Linked DNA regions of Mus musculus: region 1 is linked to region 2. Evidence: chromatin loops called from intact Hi-C (ENCODE). Cell type or tissue: heart. All regions are shown on one strand. Each heading gives the region's core, and the rest is flanking DNA. Links, peaks and the distances in the headings are about the cores only. Region 1 overlaps Tdrd7 (tudor domain containing 7). Region 2 overlaps Ccdc180 (coiled-coil domain containing 180).

Region 1 (8,326 bases), core at 170-8,169, 66 kb before region 2:
CGAGACTAACATGAACAAGAACCTGTTCTTGCAAATCATGTACTTATAATACCTTTCCTATGCTGGTTTTCTGTTTTCAATTAAACATGTACAACTTTTCCTTATAATATTATTATATAACTGAAAACGGAAGCACTCCCTCTCCTCCGCCTTCTCCTCCTATTTACCCCTGACCCTGAGGACACCACAGATAGATTCATCAAGAGACTGATGCTTCAGCCACCACAGGCTCAGGCGCAGTATTATTAATCTCTTTCAGTTCTCTGACAATTGGAATTCAATATTTTACACATATGGCAACTCTTAAGTCCATCTACTAAGCTAATTAAAATGAGAACACCATTTCTGTATGGGACTTCAGTGCCTCTGTCTACTTTTCTCTTTGAGTGTAAGCTATAAGGCAGACCTCTGCCCTGTCCATTCTCAAGATTAGTGCTGGGACTCTGCTCGTACCTTTTACCTCAGCATCTGGACTCCTGTTCTGCAATTGTGATATATTCCTTTCAAACCAATTCCACAATCTATGATTGGCTCTTAAGAGCTCGTTGGGCTTATTTCAGAGTCAGGCCCTTCAGAGACAAAGATTCACTCTTGCTGGTGGGGACACTAGTCTCTGTCTCTGTCTCTGTCTCTGTCTCTCTGTCTGTCTCCCTCCGCTCAATTCCCCTCCCTCTCCTCTCCTCCCCCCCCCTTTCATTCATTGAGACAAGGTCTCATTCTATAAGCCCACATTGACCTGGAACTGACTATGTAGCCCAGGCTGGCCTCCAATTTGTCATCTTCTATTCTTAAATGCTGACACATCACAGGTGTGGGTTGCCATACTCAGCTTAAGGGGAATTTCTGCAGAGGGCTCATTTTCATGTAACGATCTCAGGGCTAGAGAGATGGCTTAGTGGTTACCAATGTTCTCCACCCTTCCAGGGGACCTGAGTTTGCTTCCTAGAACCCACTTTAGGAGGCTCACAACCACCTGAAACTCCAGCTACAGAGTATCTGATGCCTCTGATCTCCACAGGAGCATGTATTCATGGGCATACATACATTGTGTGTGTGTGTGTGTGTGTGTATACATAAAATTTAGAAAAAGTGTGATCCCTTTAGAGTTAAGTGTAAGCCTCTTTCCATCCATCTCACAGGCCCGCTGTTAGCTTCCCCCTACTGCCATGCACAAGGACAAATTCCCATGCTTCTGTAAAGAGGAAAGGCACAAGAACCAGACAACCCACAGCGCAGCTCGTCTGGGTGCACAAGGGTTTGCTACCAGAGTGTATCTGCACACCTGTTTCCGTGGAGAAGGCTGAGGGTCCTATCTCTGAAGTGACAGGACCTAGCAGGGTGAATCCCATGCTACAGAGTCATTTAGGCTCTTACTACAACAAAACAAAATAAACTTAAGCCATTCAAATGGCTAGATAAACTTTTTACAATACAATAAAATGAGCTATGTTTTACATAATCAATGTGACAATAAACACTTTCATTATTACTACATCTTATTAAGAACATTGTGTGAATTTATTCACAGAACTTTCAAGAAAAACACATTATGAGCTGGGTGTGACAGCCCACACCTGGAAGTCAGCACTGAGGAAGTGAGGTAGGAGGAGTTTAAGTTCAAGGCCAGTCTGGTCTACATAGTATGACTTCACCTAAAGCAACTAACAAAACTAACAAACAAACAAACAAACAAACGGAAGGGCAGAGGGAAAGAAAGTGTAACACTTGAGGCACCAAGAGCATTTCCAAATTCAACAGCGAAGAGTACAGTGTTGAAAGGATTTCTAAGACGGCCCCTTACCTGCCAGCTTGCACTTGGTGGCTTGAAAGGAAAGCGAGCAGAACCGTGGGTTCAGTCTGTACGCTTTACTCTTCTCAATGTTTTCACAAAAGCCATAGTCAACATAGCACACCTAAGGGGAGAGCAAAGCCTATCACATCTACACTCAAAAGTCCTTAGCCTTAGTTTAAGACCTTAATATATCCAACTGGATCTGTCTTATTCCATAGTCATCACGCGGCATCTCAGCTCTCCCACAGCTAAAGAAAAGGCTCCCCGATGCACCCCAGATGACAAAAGGCTGGGCCTCAGGGTCCCATATTTCAGGCCCTTGTCTGCTACCTTACCCCTTAGTCAACCAGAATAATAAGACCAAGGCAGAATAGGCTCTGGGGCCTTGCCAAGGTCACCTCTGCTGCTGTCTGGCCTCTCCCTGTCTTTATCCTTCCTGCTAGGAGTCTTCCTTGTTCTGAGGGACAGCAGCTGTTTCCAGGAGCTCATCAGTCCTGTGATACTGGCCAGATGTTAGAACCCCAAAACAGCACCTATGACAGCCTGCTCTCTTGGCCACTGTGGTACTAGGGGATGAGATGCTTTGGTCAGGGACAACAGTGACATCAGTCTGGACAACATACAATTCTATTTTTTAAAAAAGGGGAGAAACCAAATTTTTTCTTCAAGTTCACAAAGCTAGATTATATCTTCATTCAGTTTGGCCGAGGCCCCAGCTCCCAGGTATACTCTTAACTCTTAGTCTGTTAGCTGGACATAACCCAGAATCATCTGGGAAGTCTCAGTGAGTTTAGATCAGCATCAGTGCTACAGCTGTATAATATCTGTGGAGGACTAGCTTAACAGTCTCAATTAATACAGGAAGACCTAGGCTCAAAGTGGGCAACAACATGTCCTGGTTTGGGGCCCTGGACTATATAGTAGAGGACTGTATAGTAAACTGAGCACCAAGCACGGGTGCATTCGTTTCTCCCTGCTCTTGCTGCAGATGGGACTGACTGCTCTTAGTTCCAGACTTAAATCTCATGTAGTGAAGAACTGCATCCTGAGTAAGCCCTTTCTCCTGAGTCGCCTCTTCTCAGGATACTTTAGTATAGCTACAGAAATGAGACTTGAACACATACCATTAACACAGAGATGACTTTTGCAGCACACCAAGACCTAAAGACCACAAAATCTCCCACCTCTCTTTAACAAGGGCTCACTATGCAGTCCTGCCTTGCCTGGGACTCTTTATGTAGGCCAGGTTGGAGATCTGCCTGCCTGTCTCCCAAGCTATGAAAGCTTTTTTTTTTTCTTGGCAACTAGAAACATTACGTTTTATTATCCTAGATTTAGAGTAACTAAGAATCTGGTACTATTGGAAACCTAAAATACAAAGCAAATAACAAAAGGCAGGCAGTACTGCCTGGAAAATACCAGTCAACAGAGACAGGTCCCTGTGTCTTTTGAAGAAAATAAGACACAGGCACCAGCAGGAAATAAAGATCAATTCCTCCATGGCAGAGTCTGAGGAAGAAGAAAGGCAGAGAGCCCTCCAACTCCCCTGACTATGTGGTGAGTGTGCCTGGTTGCTGAGGCAAAGACTCACCTTAGGAAACAATACTGGACTCTCTGCTGCCTGGACCCAGACCACTGGCCATGCCAAAGTTCTAGTCCATCATGTCCACACAATTTCTTCCCCTCTCACAAGCCTCAAGACTCAGGCAAACGTTTCAATTTCATGAACAGCAGTCTACACCTGAATCTTGGATGTGCTCCTCCTGGACCCATGTTATATATGCTGATGATGAGAAGCAGTGTGAGACCCAGACTCCAGAGCAGGTGAAGCTGTACTGTTAGCCCAGCAAGAGGCTACGGCAGGACCACTCCGAAGTCTTCACAGGGTTTATGTCTGCAGCTGACTTCTTTACTGACTTGCCTGCTGCATCTATTGCTATGGTAGTAGTGGTAAATTTTTGTTTCTTCTGTGGTACTGGAGGTTGGACGTAAGGCCTAATGTATGCTAGACAAGTGCTTTAACCACTGAGCTACATCCTGTAACTTTCTAAGACAGGTTCCTACTAAGTTGTTGCCTAAGTTGGCCTTGAAATTGTGCTTCTCCTGCCTCTGCCTCCCAAGTAGCTGGATTACAGAGCTGCAGCACCAGGCCCAGCTAATAACACATATGACAATCACAATTCACAAACCCCTCATCCTTGGATGTGCCCGTATGCCTCAGCCACCTCACCCCGTGTGCCTTGCTACAGGAGAGCAGAGCAAGCATCTCAGGCTGCCATAGCAATCAGTGAGCAGGCACTTGGGGCTTCCATTTCTGGTTCTCTGGCACCATCAAGTGACCACAGGTCTCTGTGCCACCTGAGTGCCTGTACACTTCTCCTAGCTGCCAGGGATATCATAAGAGACTAAGAAGACTTGAGCAGCTTCAAGCAGGCCTTCCCTGAGGAAGCAGTCTCAGCAGAGAGCTACTGTTCTTCCTCTCATTGTCTTAGCTTGAGTTGGACTGCGCCCAGAGTTACTCTCAATCCTCTTAGGTCCTGCCCCATCTGTAGGCCCCAAGACTTCCGGCCACATCCTGTCCTGGTGATTGGCCTATGCTCCTTTGCCTCCATGTCAAAAAGCAGCAGTCCTCTGCCTGGGAGACACCGGACACAGGACTGTCACTCACAGCATGCTTGCAAAAAGGGAGAAGTGACATATTCAGGTGGCCACCAAGCCAGCAGCCCACCATGGCTCAGCAACTTTTCTCCCTGTCTGGGGAGCTCTAAGGCTTAAAAGGACACAATTCTCAAGGAAACTGAGCCTGTGGACGGAGTCTTGATCCTTGGGCTCCTCATGGAAGGTACAACGCAAAGGGGCAGAGGCTGATCACCAAGACAGGATGCTGCCCAAAGTACTAAAGCCTGCTGATGCATGAGCCCAGCTCAGGCTAAGACAGGGAGGAAGAATGGCAGCTCTCTGCTGTGGCTGCTTCTTCAGAGAAGGCCTGCTTGAAGCTGCTTATGGAGCTGCTCAGTGCCAGGAGTGGGGAAACACCCTTCTGATAAGATCTGAGTCTGCCCCTCACAGAGAACTTCATTTACTCTGTGACTTTAAGAAACTGAGATATCATAACTACCACTGGTATAAGAGCTAACAAGGGATAGTCTTTCACAGGCACTACTTGGAATTTCTGGTGAAAGTCACACTGGATTTGAAAGAACAATAAACAACAATCACATCTGAAAACTTGTAACGTATCTACCTCATGCTAACAAAACTGAGCTTGCCTTTATCTTGTTCTCATCCGTGGAAATGATCTGTGCTCGCAACCAGGCATCCTCCTCTGCATTGACTGCCAGCAGCTGCCCCACGTGCACAGTCTGGATCGGTGTGACTCTGGGGTTCTTACTGTAAAACTCCTTCATCTCATCCTCCATCAGTTCCTGAGCAGCTGAGTAGTCTTTGCCTACATACCTGTAATGGTGAGAGGAGCAACAGTCAGGGTGAGTAAACCCCAGGGTTCCAGGCTCACAGCTGCTCACCCCAGCAGGGGAAGGAACTGTGCTCAGGGAACATCATTCTCAGTACAGGGAGATAGGACTATGGCGCCCACTGCCCAGTGTGACGATGTGTGACAGCCCTGAGAACAGCAGAGGAGAAGCAGGCATTGGAGGCCCCAGGAAGAAGCAGGGTGCAAGAGAGCCCAGGACAGGAGATGGAAGGTGTGTGGAAACACCACAGGGGCTCCCATAAGCCCTTCCAGGTTTGAATGAGGCTGCTTTGATCTGGCAGATGGCTTTACCCTGGTGAGGCTGCATCTCATGAAATGACAACACTTCTGCTACAGGATGAAGCTTGCAGCTCGAAGAGACCTCAAATCACCTGGCCAAGGTGAGGGAGGAGGCAGAGGAGCCCTTGTCCTTATATTTCTCCAGTTTTTACCCAGAGCCTCTGGTGATTTGAGAAAACTCTAAGAAATTGCTCCACATGGTCTTGGTAACTATCTGCAGGACAGAAGATGGCCCAGCCAACCTACCTGTTACTAGAGAGAAAGGGAAGCTACAAAGACATTTCACACACAATGCAAAGAATGACTCTTTGGAAACTAGCTAATTTAAGATGTGTAGTCTTCATCCCTGAATGGGTTAGACTTTGTCAAGATCCATCGTCTACATTTGCTGTGTGTTGCAAGTGTTCAGGAGAGGCTGGAGTCAGTCTTGCATTGGGTTCCAGTCTTTGAGACATGGGGCTCGGGGGCTTGAACTTAGGTGACAACTGAGTAAATGTGGAGAGGCATCCAGGAGTTGCAGCAGCCAGTAGAGAAGGATGGCTCCACTCACAAGTGAGGACAAGGGCTGGTGCTACAGCTAGGTGAGTGTGGGCAGTACCCAGTATAGGCTCATACACTGTCTCCAAATTACCTGAGCACAGGGACCGAGAATCTGCACAGACCATCCTCAGTATGTGACCGATACAAAGCTGCATCTAAAACCCCATGTAAGCCAAAGTCCCTCTAAAGATCCTTCTTAGTGGCAGAGCAGGAGACTAGGCAGGCTTCATAGTGTCAGCTGGGCCACCACTTGCTTTAATGCTCTCAAGCTCTTCCTTCTGGAAGGATCTAGTTTGGGTATTCTCTGTGCTTTTCTAGTTTATCTATAGGTCTTGGGCTGCACAAACCAGAGGGCCATTTGGGGTGAAGGGTCCTGGATGCTTTCTGTTTCAATGTTCTCTCCCTCTCCCCAGCCACAGCTCCACACTGGATGGTAATCCAGTGCTTCAGTGTCAATTCAGGCTGTCATTAGCCACATCAGTGACAGCTACACATCTCTTAGAATGGCATCCAAAAGCTCAGGGCAGCAGGGCAGCTCTAGGTCCACTGGCTAATCTGAGTGTATGATGAAATTCGCTACCCTGACCTTTTAGGGCTGCCACAACAGTCCTAGATCTGACGGCATCACCTGGCCTGAAGGGGCCAGGCTGATGTTTCTGACACAGTTGCCATGATGCTTATGACACAACTTTTACCAAGTTCATATTATCATTCCCATTTAAAACTATTAACCATCATTTCTCCTAAGGACGCTGGGCCTTTTACAAACGTGAGCACACTCCTGCACTTCACTGTGACTCCTGAGGATGCTGCTCTTCCTTCCCTCCACAGCATCCATGCCAGGAGTGGTCATGTGACAACACTGCACAGCTCGGAACAACTAGAAATGCCAACTTGCCTGATAACCACATCATTTGTGTTGCTCAGCTCAACCACCAACACAGACGGTGAGGCCTCGGTAGGAATTACCAGAGGCGGCACAGTTATGTCCTCCAGAAACTCATCAGCACTTTCAGCCATGTTTTTTTCTATCTGCAAATACTCTTGTTCAATCATCGACTTGATGTCAAAATCTCCTTGTGCCTGCCCTTCATCCTTTAAGATCTTGTCAGTGGGCAATGGGAGTTTCGCATAGAGAATTGCCTTCTGGGTGTTTCCAGAAATGTAGTTTATGGTGCACACATCAGAGAGCGAGGCGAGATTTTTTAAGGCATCCTCAGGGAACTTGACTTTGTACATGTCCTCAAATGCTTTGGGGAGCGCACTTGCCCAAAGGCCACTTGAGTACTTGCCCAGCAGTTCTGCCACTTTCTCCTTGACATCTGGCATCACTGCTGGGCTCCCTTGGGATGGAACCTCCTGCTTGGGAGCAGGAGGTGGAGGTGGGAGCTCCTTCTCAGGGTCCTGGTCACTTTTCAGGGGCTGCTCTCTCCTGGCAGGATAAAGAAGTGAATCTTGACCACCACCACAAGGTTTTTCCACCTGAAATATTTAAAGAGAGCCAATGACAAACATTTCAGTGGGTAAGAAAACCTTAAAAACACAAATTATTTTACATTTGACAGAGGACTGTTTTTAATTTCATAATGTGAAAAAGTGTACATGTTATTCTTCTTAACTACAAAGATGCATCACCTGACAGATGCCATGAGCAAGAGTCCAGAGACAATCAGGGAAGAAAAGGCACTCAGAAGATAGTTAAGATAGAGCCCAGGGGATCATGAGGCTTCTGCCCTGTCAATGTTTCTCTGCTAAATCCAGAGCGAAGTTTGCAAAATACACGGGACCCAGGGTGAGATGAAGCTCTCTATGTCAGGAACACACACACCACGGAGAGGAACGGTGGAATAGTTACGCACAGGTAGGAATAGGGGTGCTACCTTCCTTCCTACAGCGTCCTGAGAAACTCACAGCTTTCAGTGTGGGAATCTTCAGAAATGATGCCCCAGAGGTAAAGCAGTGTGAGCAATCACCACAGCACACACATAACCGAAAACACTGCCATCTTAACGAGCTAGTGGGGAAAATACCTCGCATCAGATGGCAACCAGTCTCCGACTGTACATGCCTGAGAGGATCCGGAGAACTGGTGACACTGCTGTCCTCCATTGCTAAGCCTTTCTACTGACAGAAGAGGACTGGCCCTCTGCACTTTATACTTATGAGCTAAGACTGACTTTCACAGCTTAAATGGCTGACCAATCAGCAGAGTCATTTCACAG
Region 2 (8,326 bases), core at 110-8,109:
GCCTTTTATTTAAACTTCAACCCCAACTCAGGGCCCTGAAGATGGATTTGGGGCTTTGCAGGATCTCTTTGTCCCTTTTCTGAGCAAATCTCCTTTTTCTGCTTTTCACTTAGTTTAGTGGCTGACTGAGGACAGGAGGCAAGATCTGACTTGGGGGAACAGATTGTAACTTCCAAGTTTGGTAACGGAAGCCTCAGCTGAGGAGATGCCCTGCCCTGTCCAGGATCACCCATCAGAAGCTCCAGATGAGTGCCTCAGTGGGGCTTCCCCAGCTGGATGTTTTGAGCTCTGTGTGATGATGTTTTGCTATCTGTCTATTGAACTACCTGCAAGCTGCTATTTACCTTGCTACTTTGGCTTGGTATATACTCAAAGCTATGAGTGTGGCTATTGTACATCATTCTGGGGCCAGAACACCGCTCACTGAAGAAAATGCTTTCACCCTGACTGAGGGACAGCAGACACCCCTAAGCCCCAACCCCCGTACGCCTTGTGACCCCTTAGGGCCACGGCCTGAGGCTGATGTGCCACGTACGTGGGACCTGGATGTCATCTATGGTAATCACTTCATCCAGCTGCATCAGAAACCTCTCTGTGAAGGAGGCCAAATTTGATATGAAGAAGCGGGCATACTTCTTGGCAAATTCCTGGAAGAAACAGAGTGAAAATGGACTTCAGAAACAAGCCACTACCAGGCTAGCAGGAGGTGGGTAGAACGACTCCAGGGAGAGCCAACGGGTGAGGCAACCCCAACATCGTGTGAACAGCTGCACTGGTCCTTGGAGCCCAGAGATCTCTCCCAACATCTGATCTGGTTTGAAACTAAGAAAGGATTCGGAGGAGTTAGAGAAACATCCCAGTGGGTTAAGTACTCGCCATCAAAGCATGAAAACCTGAGTTCAATTCCCACACTCACAAAAAGAGCTGGGTACGATGGTATGTGCCCCCACAAATCCCAGCACTGGGGAAGCAGAGACAGGGTTCCTGCGGCTCTCTGGCCTAGTCTAGAGTCCAGGTTTAGTGAGAGACCTTGTCTCATAAAGCAGGGTGACTGTTCTTGAAGAACAACACCCTCCACTGACATCAGCCTTCCATATGGACATGCATGTGTTCACATGGATGTCCCCCTACCATACACACACACACACACACACACACACACACACACGAACACACACACATGAACACACACACAAACACACACACACCACACACACACACATATGTGAACACACACACAAACACACACATGAACACACACACACATATGAACACACACACATATGTGAACACACACACCACACACACATGTGAACACACACACACGAACACACACCACACACACATATGTGAACACACACACGAACACACACACGTGAACACACACACACACGTGAACTCACACACACACGAACACATACCCACACACTTCAGAAATGGCCAAGGTACAAACACAGAGAACTCACCAAACAGAAAATAAAAGTAGGTATGGATCTTGAAGAAAACAGTCATTACTAGTTTTTGTAAATAATTTAAAATCAAAGTACGGCCAAGTGTGGTGTCCCTTGCCTTTAATCCTAGCACTTGGGAGGCACTCTGTGAGTTCTAGGCCAGCCTGGTCTACTTGGCAAGTTCTAGGACGGCCAGGACTTATAGAGAGAGTCCCTGTCTCAAACAAACACACGATCGGGTACTAACCATCAGGCCTAGCTCTCTGAAGGGCGGCATGGCCCTGAGCACCTGGGGTGGAGACCGAATGGCAACCCTCACCTCCATCTTCTCCTGGTTCTCGTGGATCATCCGGTTCAGCTCCTGCTGCCTCAGCTCCTCCGCCATTTGTAGTGACTCCATTTGACTGATGTATGTGGGGTGGCCAAGATTTGGATGGAGCTTCCGAGCATTTTCATCCTTCAATCAAACAAGGCAGAAATGAGCAGAGATTTCGACCCAGACTTGAAATCAGGACGGATGTCGTCTGTCAGCTAGGGCCACATGCAGACAGGTATGTCCTATGAGTGTGATCTGAGTGTGGGAAGGTAGGAGTGTGGTTGGTACTCAGAGGGTTGGAAAGCAGGGGAGCTGAGTACCTGCTCCAGCACCATCTGGACCTTTAGACAATAAACAGCACCAATCATATCCCACCGCACCAAGGAAAACGGTCCAACTGTTGTTGATATCAATGACCGAGGCCCTATCAAAGATTTCACATACGGCCCAGAGTTTGGGGAGTGCCTTCTGCCGATGAGTGTTGGCTTAGCTACGAATTTGCCAGCATCCCTGTCCCCAGCAGCCTTGCTCGTGACCTGTCTCCAATCTCAACTCCCTGCACCCCTGGCCCTGTGACCTTCACCTTCTCCAGCTCTAGCTGCTTCTGCTGCTGCTCAAACTGCTCCTGGACCTCCTTCAGAGATGCGCAAAACTTGCCCCAGTGCTGTTCCTTGTAGTTCTCCGTCACCAGCCAGCACACCTGGGGCAGCAGCTCCTCAAACCTCCTCACCTGGGCACGCAACTCTGCAGGAATCGAGGGGAGGGATCAGGGATGGACAGGGGAGATGGAAGTTGCTGCGGCCATGTCTCTAACAAAGGGAGAAAACATGGGTCTCTGGTGGGATAAGACCTATTCCAACCAAAGGAGCTCCGCAGGCAGGCCAAGATAGGAAATTCAGAGGGATTCTCTGTGTGCTTAAAATGTGTTGTGTGTATCGTCATGGGCAAGTTCCCATCTATGACCTCTTCAGGCACTGCCTTGACCTTGTCTCCCTCTCCTGCACCTCCGGATGACACGTGCTGAGACCTACTCTTTCACGCCTGACTCTTTACTTCTCAGGTCTTCATCTCCCTGTCTTGCTGGATAGTTCCCCTCTGCATCTGCCCTCCAGCTCACTAACTCCACATTCAGCTACGCATCACCTGGGCGAACACCCATTCATCATTTTAAGTTGTCAGCTCTTGATGTTTCCTTTTTAGAAGTTCTACTTCGTTCTCTTTGGTATCAAATCTGTCATTTTTGTAGGATCTTCATCCTTGCGTTTCCAATGTCCTCTTTCCTCTCGCTACAAGCGCATCATCTTGTATCCTGTGCCTGGTGTTTCACTCCTGACCCCTCCCACTTCCTCTCTCCTGCTCTTCCCCCTCCATCCCCTTCTACCTCTTTTAAAATTCTTCCTCCAGTCTTACTGTGTAGCCCAGGCTAGCCTTGACTTTGAAACCCTGCCTTCCCGGTGCTGGAATCAAAACTGTGTACTACCACGCACAACTAGCTGTCTCTGGTGTTCCTTCGGGGTCTGAGATCTTCTTGTTCTGTGCCTCTGGCTCCGAGTGCTTTGCAATCACAGGGAGAACTTTGGGAACTTCATCTGTGGGAGCTTGAGGGCGGAGGCAAAGGCAGGGAGAGCCCTGTGTAGTCTCAGCTTCACTCGGAACATCCCACACTGGATGGTCTTGGCATGTGTCTCCTATTCCCAATGCCCTGACTATGGAAGAGGAGGCTCCGGGTCCCATGGGTGTCAGGCAGCAGTCGGGGTCTCTGCTCTGTTTATCATAGTTCCTATTCCCATTTGATTTTTGGCTTTTGTGTGTCTCATACTTACAACACTTTAAAATATTGTATGCCCCAAATACCATACTTTATACCAAAAATCTGATGATTTCTATGTCCTCAATAGGATACAGAGAGGGTGCTGGGCTGCTGCAAAAAAGGGGACAGAAGTTTCCACCAGCAGATTAGACATCTACAAGAGGAACACAGTCCATGGTACTTCCCAAGAACACCTGGCCTCAGTGCCTTTACTTCGGGGATAACCATAGAGATTGGGCTCCCTCAGAGCTTGCTGGAAGATGTAGTCTATGGCTTGGATTTTACCTATTCTACAGTCACGGGCTATGTCCGGTCATTCTCTGTGAGGGGTTAATCACCAAAGAAGCCTTCCTTGGCTTACAGACAAGAAAACGGAGGCTCAGAGAGGTAGAATCACCTTGCCAAAGTTGCACAGCTGGCAGATAACAGGCCTGAGTTTTGACCCCAGGTCTGGGTGCCTCCTGATCCCCCCATCTCCGACATACCTCCCCCTGCTACCTCTGAAATCATACTGTAGAGATCAAGAAAGTGAGATCGATATGCCCAGAGGTATCAAACAACCCACAGCATGCCTCAAAACATTCCATAAAACTAAAGAAGACAGTCAGAAAGGGCCACACGAATCCATTCTCAAGGAATTACAGACAGCTGCTTGGGTCTGGGAGGGGATAGGTTGATGGGGGTTAACATTGACAGCAATGACAGTCCTCCAACTCTAGAAATGAACTGAAAGCCACTGAACATACACTTCATGGGTGAACAGAAACAAAGTGGAAAACCAACAATGTTCCTGAAAAAACAATGAAACTCTAGCCTTTTTCCTTGTTTCTTTTCTTTCTTTCTTTCTTTTCTTTCTTTCCTTCCTTCCTTCTTTCCTTTCTTCCTTCCTTCCTTCCTTCCTTTCTTTCTTTCTTTCTTTTCTTTCTTTCCTTCCTTCCTTTTTTCCTTCCTTCCTTTCTTTTCTTTCTCTCTCTCTCTTTCTTTCTTTTCTTTCTTTCCTTTCCTTCCTTCCTTCCTTCCTTCCTTCTTTCCTTTCTTTCTTTCTTTCTTTCTTTCTTTTCTTTTCTTTTCTTTTTTTCTTTCTTCCTTCCTTCCTTTCTTTTCTTTCTCTCTTTCTTTCTTTCTTTCTTTCTTTCTTTCTTTCTTTCTTTCTTTCTTTCTTTCTTTCTTTTCAACTCACTTAAAGTTAACAGTGGCGTTCTCTTAACTCCAAGAGGTTGACTTTTTACAGGGCTATTCCTGACTCCTCTGAGTCAGAGGGGAAGGTGGGCTCAGGCCCACCCTGGGTTCCCCGCCATAACTACTCCAATGCTCCCTCTGCTGGCCTCCCGGCATAACTGCACTTACCCAGAAGGCAGGAGTTGTGGTACTCGTCCGCCTGACGGTGATATTCTAGGATCTTCCTGCTGATGTGGTCGGCGCACTGGTCAAAGCTCTCATACATGCATTCAGGCCTTGTGACTGGGCGTTTCTCTTTACGGTAAAAATCCTGCCAGAGAGAGGTGACCATGTGTGGCCCCATTGGTCTATCCTGATCCACACCTCTGAGTCTTTATGTACTCGCCCTCTGCTGGCGTGACCTTCTCTGTGTGCTAGGCCCACCTAGCGTGGCTACAAACAGATTACGTTGAATTCCTGAATGAGTGGATAGCAAACCCCTACCTAACTCTAGAGACCCGAGTCCATAGCGTTTCAAACTGGAACAACGCTGTGTGTTCACTAGAAAGCAACAGGATGTGACCACAAAGACAGATGAGCCCTGCCTGGCAGAACCCAGCCCGTGGGGGCCCTTGGGGGCAAGGTTGGGTTTGTTCCTCTTGGCATATTCTTTAACTGACACACAAACTTTGTCCAAGAATGTTTGCTGGCAGCTTAAGTAAATGAATAAATGCCACACTGATGAACGATGTTTAGTGTGCAAGAGGGAAAGTTAAGCTGGGCAGTGGTGGCGCATGCCTTTAATCCCAGCACTTGGGAGGCAGAGGCAGGCAGATTTCTGAGTTCAAGGCCAGCCTGGTCTACAAAGTGAGTTCCAGGACAGCCAGGGCTACGCAGAGAAACCCTGTCTCGAAAAAACCAAAATAAATAAATAAATAAATAAATAGACAAACAAACAAACCAAGAGGAGAAAAAGTTAAAAACAAAACAAAAATAACAAATCAAACAGACAACAGGTTCAAGGTCCTGAACTGGAATCGTAGAGTGGCCTGCTCAACAGACTGCATGGGGGTAGGGGTGGAGAGGGCTGGAGGGGGCTTCCAGGATAGGCCAGGGCCTGAGGGCAGTGGCTCTCACCTCCACCACGACCATCAGGTGCTCATTGCTCTCCCACAGGAGATTCAGGATGATGCCTTTAAAATCCCTGCAACACCAACAAGGCAGATCTGTGAGTCATCTCTTCTGCATGCACCGAGGTAGACAAAACCAAGCAACAGAGTATGTGAAGTGTTCAATTCTAACCCTGTCACTCATCGTAACTATGGAATACTGCCCTTTGAACAGCACAATCCTCATTTATCCTTTGTTCCTTTTCTTCCTCAGTTCCTAACTCTGCCTGATTCTGATACTCAGCTCATCTGACGCACTCTGATCGGCGGTTTGGGGATTGATTGGTTTGACTGGCTGATTAATCTCTCTGTCTCTTTTAGCAGACTGTAAAATCTACCAAGGACTTAAGACACTGATTGGGAGATTATAAGACAGACATATGTCTGGTCCCGGAGTTTCCTGCATGAGGTCAGAATGTGTGGATGGCTACAAAAATGAAACTTAACCTTAACTAATCAGAAATAGCTAGTGGACCTCTAACTAGGGATTTTGCACAGTAGCTAATCAAACACTTCCTTCTTGCTTCTGTAAAGATGAACACGTTTCCCCTGAGTGCCTGCTCCATGGAGCTCTCGACCACACACAGTCCCCACTTATGAGTGCCTATCTGCACCAATCAACTTGGTGGAAGCATCTTAGTGTGCCCAAGTTCTAACCCTGGATATAGAGTGACGTTGAATATGCTTGGCCCAGGAGCAGCACTATTAGGAGGTGTGGCCTTGTTGGAGGAAGTGTGTCACTGGGGGTGGAGGGCTGGCTTTGAGGGACATTCCTCCTGGCTGCCTGGGAGCCAGTCTTCTTCTGTTTGCCTTCAGATGAAGATGTAGAACTCTCAGCTCCTCCTGCACCATGCCTGCCTGGATGCTGCCATGCTCCTGCCTTGATGATAATGGACTGAACCTCTGAACCTATAAGCCAGCCCCAATTAATGTTGTCCTTATAAGAGTTGCCTTGGTCATGGTGTCTGTTCACAGAAGTAAAACACTAAGACAGGAGTGGTATTCATCAGAGGCCCTGGTGGCCTGGTGGCCCCTGCACTGGTTGGTCCCCTGTACTCACTGAGAAAAGAACAAACTGGTCGTGATAGACCACACCTATAATTCCAGCAGGAGGCAAAGACAGGAGTATGAGACTACAAGGTCAAGGTCAGCTGTGGCTACCTTTGGGTTCCAGGCCAGCTTGAACTACTGAAATCTTGTCTAAAAACAATAACAATTTGAGGAAGAGAGAGAGAGAGAGAGAGAGAGAGAGAGAGAGAGAGAGAGAGAGAGAGAGATTGTGAACAGTAAGCCAAAGCTAGAGAGAGGGCTCCCGGGTAAAAGTGATTGCAGAGAAAGCCCGAGACCTGATCCCATGATCCCACAATCCCATGTAGGGAAACAAAAAGCCAGATGAAGTGCCAGGCTATAACCCCAGCATTCCTATCATGAGATGGGAGGAAGTGACGGGACACAGCAGAAACAAGATGAGAGACCCTGCCAAAGAAGGCAGGAAAGAACCAACTCCTGAAACTTGTTCTCTGACTTACACATACACACACACACACACACACACACACACACACACACTCGGTGGCACACGCGGTGAAATACACGGGCCCACATTCACAACCACTCTCTAGTACTACTAATAAAAGGAACTCCACATAAAACCGGAGACACTGAAACTTATAGAGGAGAAAGTAGGGAAAAGCCTCGAAGATATGGGTACAGGGGAAAAATTCCTGAATAGAACAGCAATGGCTTGTGCTGTAAGATCGAGAATCGATAAATGGGACCTCATAAAATTGCAAAGCTTCTGCAAGGCAAAAGACACCGTCAATAAGACAAAAAGACCACCAACAGATTGGGAAAGGATCTTTACCTATTCCAAATTGGATAGGGGGCTAATATCCAATATATATAAAGAACTCAAGAAGGTGGGCTCCAGAAAATCAAATAACCCCATTAAAAATGGGGCTCAGAGCTGAACAAAGAATTCTCACCTGAGGAATACCAAATGGCTGATAAGCACCCGAAAAAATGTTCAACATCCTTAATCATCAGGGAAATGCAAATCAAAACAACCCTGAGATTCCACCTCACACCAGTCAGAATGGCTAAGATCAAAAATTCAGGTAACAGCAGATGCTGGCGAGGATGTGGAGAAAGAGGAACACTCCTCCATTGTTGGTGGGATTGCAAGCTTGTACAACCACTCCGAAAATCAGTCTGGTGATTCCTCAGAAAATTGGACATAGTACTACCGGAGGATCCCGCAATACCTCTCCTGGGCATATATCCAGAAGATGTCCCAACCGGTAAGAAGGACACATGCTCCACTATGTTCATAGCAGCCTTATTTATAATAGCCAGAAGCTGGAAAGAACCCAGATGCCCCTCAACAGAGGAATGGATACAAAAAATGTGGTACATTTACACA

Evidence for each region. Hi-C counts contacts between places; a loop is a spot of excess contacts. Peaks named below come from ENCODE experiments on the same cell type or tissue, not always from the same donor. Only the 100,000 strongest peaks of a DNase experiment are listed, where the experiment ranks them.
Region 1: a loop joins it to region 2, with 2.7 times the contacts of the local background. A loop is called at or near these places in 4 of 42 quality-filtered maps.

What each region holds. Positions count from the first base shown.
Region 1 is chr4:46,004,377-46,012,702 of GRCm38, reverse strand. It overlaps Tdrd7 (tudor domain containing 7), which reads right to left. Exons shown (of 17, transcript NM_146142.2): 7 at 7,003-7,586; 8 at 5,062-5,248; 9 at 1,802-1,913. Among named protein-coding and RNA genes, the nearest start is that of Gm52728, 9.7 kb to the right of the region's middle. In heart, for the core only: a CTCF peak has its summit at 4,145; a DNase peak (open chromatin) is centred at 4,352; H3K27ac peaks cover 849 bases.
Region 2 is chr4:45,938,523-45,946,848 of GRCm38, reverse strand. It overlaps Ccdc180 (coiled-coil domain containing 180), which reads right to left. Exons shown (of 38, transcript NM_198660.2): 31 at 5,873-5,939; 32 at 4,925-5,066; 33 at 2,351-2,511; 34 at 1,771-1,908; 35 at 536-647. Among named protein-coding and RNA genes, the nearest start is that of Tdrd7, 30 kb to the left of the region's middle. In heart, for the core only: a CTCF peak has its summit at 4,923 (motif pointing left); a DNase peak (open chromatin) is centred at 4,898; H3K4me3 peaks cover 221 bases.